2 separate regions of the Homo sapiens genome follow, and region 1 is linked to region 2. The links are chromatin contacts, found by Hi-C in ENCODE. All regions are on one chromosome and are shown on one strand. The core of a region is the stretch at or near the end of the contact, and the rest is flanking DNA. Distances in the headings are between cores, read along the strand shown.

Region 1 (2,700 bases), core at 186-2,685, 3.6 Mb after region 2:
ATTTTAATCTAGAAGTGTAGAAGTATTACATACATCCGAAATCATGTTTTTTTCTTCTACAGTCGAAAGTTTGTATTACATGTAAAATAGGAAAAAAATATTAAAATTTTTCGAAAGCGAAAAGTCTACTCAGCAAGTTTTTGGTATTTATTAATGGTTTTACTTTTGCTAGACACAAAAATGAAATACCGCTAAATTAGCTCACAGAAGAGTTCAGGATTCTATAGACTCAGGAAAAGCCTGTCCTAAAACTGTTTTAATAAAGGCTGAAAATAGACACTATAATACAGTCTTTAATAATATACAATGTGTATTCCTCCTGATGGTGGTCTTGCTTGACATTTTAAGCATAGCCCTATTTTCCTGTGAAGATAGCAGCCAGTTCTGCTTCATGTCATAACAACACTTGATTCATGTAAGCAGCTGCTACCTATGCCATCACAGTACACATAATTGCTAAATGTAGGGTTCAAATAATCGTAAATGGACACTAATATGAAAATCAGACTGTTTTGTTGTAACAGCAAAAGTTTTAGAAACAAATAATTTTAGTATCTACTTAGTACAGTAAGCATGAACATATAGTATACAGCTAGGCACAGCAGTAAATTGTTGGAAACACTAACATTTATTGTTTACGAACATACATGCAGTGTTTACACATTTCTTAAATGTTGTCTTTAATGCTGCTGATAAACGAAAGGATAAAAAGTCCAACAAACCACAATAAATGTCAATGGGTGTTATTAACAACATGAAAGAACTCAGTAGCAACAACCACATTTAAAGCTACAGGACTCGAAAGTTCCGGACTACAAATCCCAGAGTTCCCTAGAGCCCAGGCGGAGCTACCTTCAAACTGATCGCTTTTTCACCCAATGACAGCCAGAGAATCCCTAAACCACATTCAGCCCGGCCTGAAGGGCTGGTTTCTTCGCGTGAAAACAATAAGGTATTACGTAGACTTTCTGAACACGAGTGGTAGTTTCAGGGCCTGAGTCTAACTACTAAATTATTTCTCCCCGCATTAGTCTCCTAGTCATCTTAATAACTCTCTACCCAACTCTGGCTCGGTGGAAACTCGGAACGTCTAAATGCTGAAACTCACGTAAATCAGTACCAGCGGATGCATCCAGTCAGCCACGAGGAAGGCGGAATCCGCCTTATTCTTGCCCTTTATTGGCCACGCATCCCACCAATGGGGCCATTAAACTTCCGCTAACGCAGCGTACGGCGTGGTGGTGTGAGCGTTGTACGTACGCTGGGTCTACGAAGGGGCAGGCGTTCTGCTTTCGTCCAATCGGAAGCTAGCAAGAATTCCCCGGGCCGCTATGCCCCACTTCTTTCGCGTCGCGTTACGGGCCGCCTCTCTGCAGCCGACCAATCCTCTTGATTTTCTTGTGCGCATTACCCAATCAGAGAGGTCGAGGCGGGGTTCCACTTGACCGCTCTAAGCCGCCGCGCAGCCTGCGTTTTCTCCGGTACAGGTTGAGGCTACTAAGGTACATTTTGCTGGGCCAGGCTGGGCGGGTCCCCGGGATGGGCAGCCCTCTCGACGAGCGGCGACGCCGTGGTTGAGTCTAGAAAGCTAGAGTTGCTGGACAGCTATCGCGGGAGCGCGGAGGGAAGTGGGAGGTCTGGACGGAGTGTGCACGTGTTGGCAGTCTCGCTCCGCCGTCGGAGCCACCAGGTCAAACCTGTGCTGGCCCTGGCCAAAGAAACTTCTGCGGGTCAGGCTGCTGTTGCCGGTGCAGTTCCCAGTACTTCCTCTGGGGCGTTTTTCAATAAAAGCCAAACGCCCTTGCTCATTTTCAGGGAAAGACCTGTTTCCTCCTGCTCTTTCCTCTCCACGGATACTCTCCCCACCACTAAAAGGGTTTAGTATAATCCTTTTGTAGGCCAGAAAGCAGATTTTCACTTGGGAAGAGACGACCCGTAGTATGGGATGTGGTATGATACCAGCAACTGGTCTATTATATCATTTAAACCACATGGCTATCTAAAGAGGTAGGTACTGTGAGTGTTCTCATTTTCACGCGAAGCAGTGTTAGACATTACTCATTCTTGTGTTTTCTTTAGCTTGTCTCTGACAAATTGTGGCATTCAGCTTCCATGGATGTAAAATTAAAAGATGGTATAATTTGTAAAATGTTGCTCCTGTTTTCTTTTTTGTTTTTCTTTTTCTTTTTCTTTTTTTTTTTTTTTTTTGAGATGGAGTCTCAGGCTGTCGCGCAGGCTGGAGTGCAGTGGGGCGATCTCGGCTTACTGCAACCTCCGCCCCCCGGGTTCAAGCGATTCTCCAGCCTCAGCCTCCCGAGTAGCCGGGATTATAGGCGCCTGGCACCACGCCCGGCTAATTTTTGTATTTTTAGTAGAGACGGGATTTCACCATACTGGTCAGGCCGGTCTCGAACTCCTGACTTCAGGTGATCCACTCGCCTCTGCCTCCCAAAGTGCTGGGATTACAGGCGTGAGCCACCGTGCCCGGCCGTTTTCTTTATTAATTTGAAATTATTTAAAGTCAATAAAAGCCTGGGCGCGGTGGCTCACGCCAGTAATCCCAGCACTTTGGGAGGCCGAGGCGGGCGGATCACGAGGTCAGGAGTTCGAGACCAGCCTGGTCAACATGGTGAAACCCCCGTCTCTACTACGAATGCAAAAATGTGGCGGGCGCCTGTAGTCCCAGCTACTCGGGAGGCT
Region 2 (2,801 bases), core at 87-2,586:
AATGAATTGCTTTTCCTATTTTTGCCTGTTTTATCTATAAATCTCTTACATTATAATTTAATAGCTCATCCTGCCGCAAATAGAAAGCCTATAAAACCTATCCACAATAGCTATGTCCACAGGGATCTAGTAAAAAAAAAAAATCGTAGTTCTTAATTCAAGGAAGCTTATTTAATAAGTTTCATTACCACCAATACTTCAAAGACACCAATAACCAACACGTCATTTGTTCCTATTGCATAATTTAACAGGTTATTAACTTCTGGTATAATCCAAAAGCATAATTAGTAAACTATCATTAAAACATGATATTGCTTTTTTAAAAAATCAGAAATATTAACACCTTTCACTGCGTCAGTCAAATCAAAATTTCAAAATTTTTGTTCAACTGACTTTCCAAATCTAAATTCTTACTATTCTAAACGAGTATGGAGACAAAACACACACTCCATACTACATCTAAAAACTTCCTAGCCATCAGATTTTAATTTTAGCATAAACTGCCAAGAAAAACCTTTTGACCGAAACCTACATTCCGTACACATTACTGTATGTCAATCAACAGAAGGTGAGTTATGATCATTAGAAAGTTACATAATTTACTACAAAGATCGTTTAAAGCAAACTTCATTAAACGTAGGTTATAACAATTTACATGCTTCAAAGTTCAACGTGCAACCTTAAAGTATCAGAAACCATGAACAAAACTAGGCTTTTCTTTTAAAGTGGTCACAAGGAAGCAGGAACTGTTTGCGTGTTTAAGAACGCAATGAGCAGCAGAATACCAGCAGCTGAGTCAGGCAGAGGAACGCTGACTACATTCTGACTTCTAAAGGAAAGCGTTCCCTCGCCGATTTCCCAGACCCGGCCGGGAGAGTCCCGCGCGTCGCGACCTCGGAGAGAGGGCGCAGGGGGCAGACGACTCCCCGCCGCGCCCCCTGCACCTCGGGCTCGGCTGGCTGTGGCCCGCGCCAAGGTGCATGCCCAGCCAAGCAGAAGGAGCGGGCACCGCGCAGGCAGCGTTGCTCCGAGGGACAAAGGTTGGGCTCACACCCTCCACGGCCGCAGCTCGCGCGCCTGAGGAAGCCCGCCTGGCTGCCAGGGGTCTCCCGCTGGCCGGAGTTTGCGCAGCGTGTGGGGGAAGGGGAGCCCGGCCGCCCGCCCCTCCCCCGCCGCGCTCCCAGGGACCTGTTGATTAAGATCTCTACAGCCCAGCCGCCGCCGATCCGCCTCTTACCTCCACGCCTCGGCTCCGCGGAGCCTCCCGCCCCGGCCGCTCCTACGCACTGCAGAAGCGACAGCCCTCCGGCGGCCCTTGAAATTCCGGATAAAGAATCCAGAAACTCCCGACTCCCCACCTCAGAATCCTTAGTCCCCGCCCCCGCCCCACCGCCTGCCTCCTCCGTCGCCGCCGTCACCGCCGCAGCCGCCAGCAACTCCACTTCTAGACCGCGCGAGACCGGCCCCTGCGGCCGCCGCGAGACCGCGCACGCGCCCCCGGGACTCTGGCGCAGTGGGCGCGCGGATCCGAGTCCCACCCCGCCCGTGAGAGGCTGGCGCGGCTTGCCCAATCCCGAGCCGGAGCGGAGAGAGCGCCCGCTCATTGGTCCTCTCCGCAGCTCCAGCCGGGTGCGCGCAGTCGCGCGCCTCTAAGTCTAAAACGCGGACTGCTCCGGGCTAGCTGGCCCGGTAGAGCCCCTTCGGGATTTGGCCGGCGGGCTTTGTGGGGACGCGAGGCTTCCCTGGGTTTCTACATCCCTTGGCTCTTGTCTCTGGATGACGTATCCTGAAGAAAATCTGATTCCTCTTGAAGAGATTCCTCATGTCCTGTCAAGTTAGTCACCCAATCTAACATTTGTTTTTTTTAAAAAATGACATAAACACCTGGATGTGTGCAGTGTCCCGCAGAAGACTGCATAAAGCCAGCAGCTGCACTGATTTCTGAAAACCAGAAAGCAAGGATAGCAAGGACTAGAACTATTTCCCAGAAGTCTCCCGAAGGGACAGAGTTACGCAGATCAGCCCGTGCTCCGGGCATGGCTGGCGCCCTCGGGACCTGGATGTGCCACCCTTGGAATGGGGCAGGACTCAGGCGGGTGCGGGCGGAAGTCAGAGCAGATTGGAGGACGTTCTAAGGAGAAACACCAGCAATGTGTCTCGACACTTGCAATAAAAGCCCTCGGATGGTCTCTGTCTTGACAGTACCTTCCGAGCAAGCCCATTCCACATTTGAACACTTGCAAGGTTTGTTAATCGACCTCTCCTTCTATGAGGCCAAACTATGCCTGTGACTCCAGCCCGGGGGCACAGTTTCCCCCAGGGGCACAGTCCTCCCTCAAAGCCTTCGTATATGCCATTTCCATTTCTCTCGGTTTTCCTCATTTTGTCCCACGGTGTTTTTCCATCTCGCAATGTCCTCAGGTCCTGATTTTCAAGCTCTTTCACATTCTTCCCCATTACGCTCCTCTGGACAGCCTATGGGTTGTGGTGTCCCTCACTAAGGACACTGTGATGGCCTGAACGAAGCAAACCGTTGTTCCTGGTGGTGAAGATCTTTGGGGATGCCTACCCTTCCCAGATTTGTTATCCTTCTCAAATCTGATCAGCATTCTGTCCAAGTGTTTAATAAGACAGAGCGGAGGACAGAACTCTGCTGCATGCCACTAAAGACCTTAATGCTCCTGCCATCAAAAATTTCTCAGTAGGCTTCGAATACAGGTGGACGACACAACCGAACTGTCTTCTTGGCCCATATTCCTCCATAAAGATGCCATGAGAACTGGTGAAATGCCTAACTGAAA

Evidence for each region. Hi-C counts contacts between places; a loop is a spot of excess contacts on that map. Pooled maps may share reads with other maps.
Region 1: a loop to region 2 is called in a map of tibial artery, with 11 times the contacts of the local background. The contact joins the promoter of WDR89 here to the promoter of PALS1 in region 2. A Hi-C loop is called at or near these places in 2 of 168 maps with a recorded cell type or tissue (ascending aorta and tibial artery) and 10 of 50 pooled maps.

What each region holds. Positions count from the first base shown.
Region 1 is chr14:63,640,606-63,643,305 of GRCh38, reverse strand. WDR89 (WD repeat domain 89) reads left to right here and starts at 1,435. Exons shown (of 3, transcript NM_080666.4): 1 at 1,435-1,502. It overlaps LOC105370532 (a long non-coding RNA gene), which reads right to left and starts at 1,245. Exons shown (of 3, transcript XR_001750790.3): 1 at 1,109-1,245. RefSeq lists enhancers at 854-1,123, 1,534-1,633, 1,188-1,847.
Region 2 is chr14:67,239,970-67,242,770 of GRCh38, reverse strand. PALS1 (protein associated with LIN7 1, MAGUK p55 family member) reads right to left here and starts at 1,336. Exons shown (of 15, transcript NM_022474.4): 1 at 1,238-1,336. It overlaps LOC124903330 (a long non-coding RNA gene), which reads left to right and starts at 1,362. Exons shown (of 2, transcript XR_007064217.1): 1 at 1,362-2,801. It also overlaps a transcript of GPHN not described here. RefSeq lists a silencer at 755-1,724 and an enhancer at 1,705-1,984.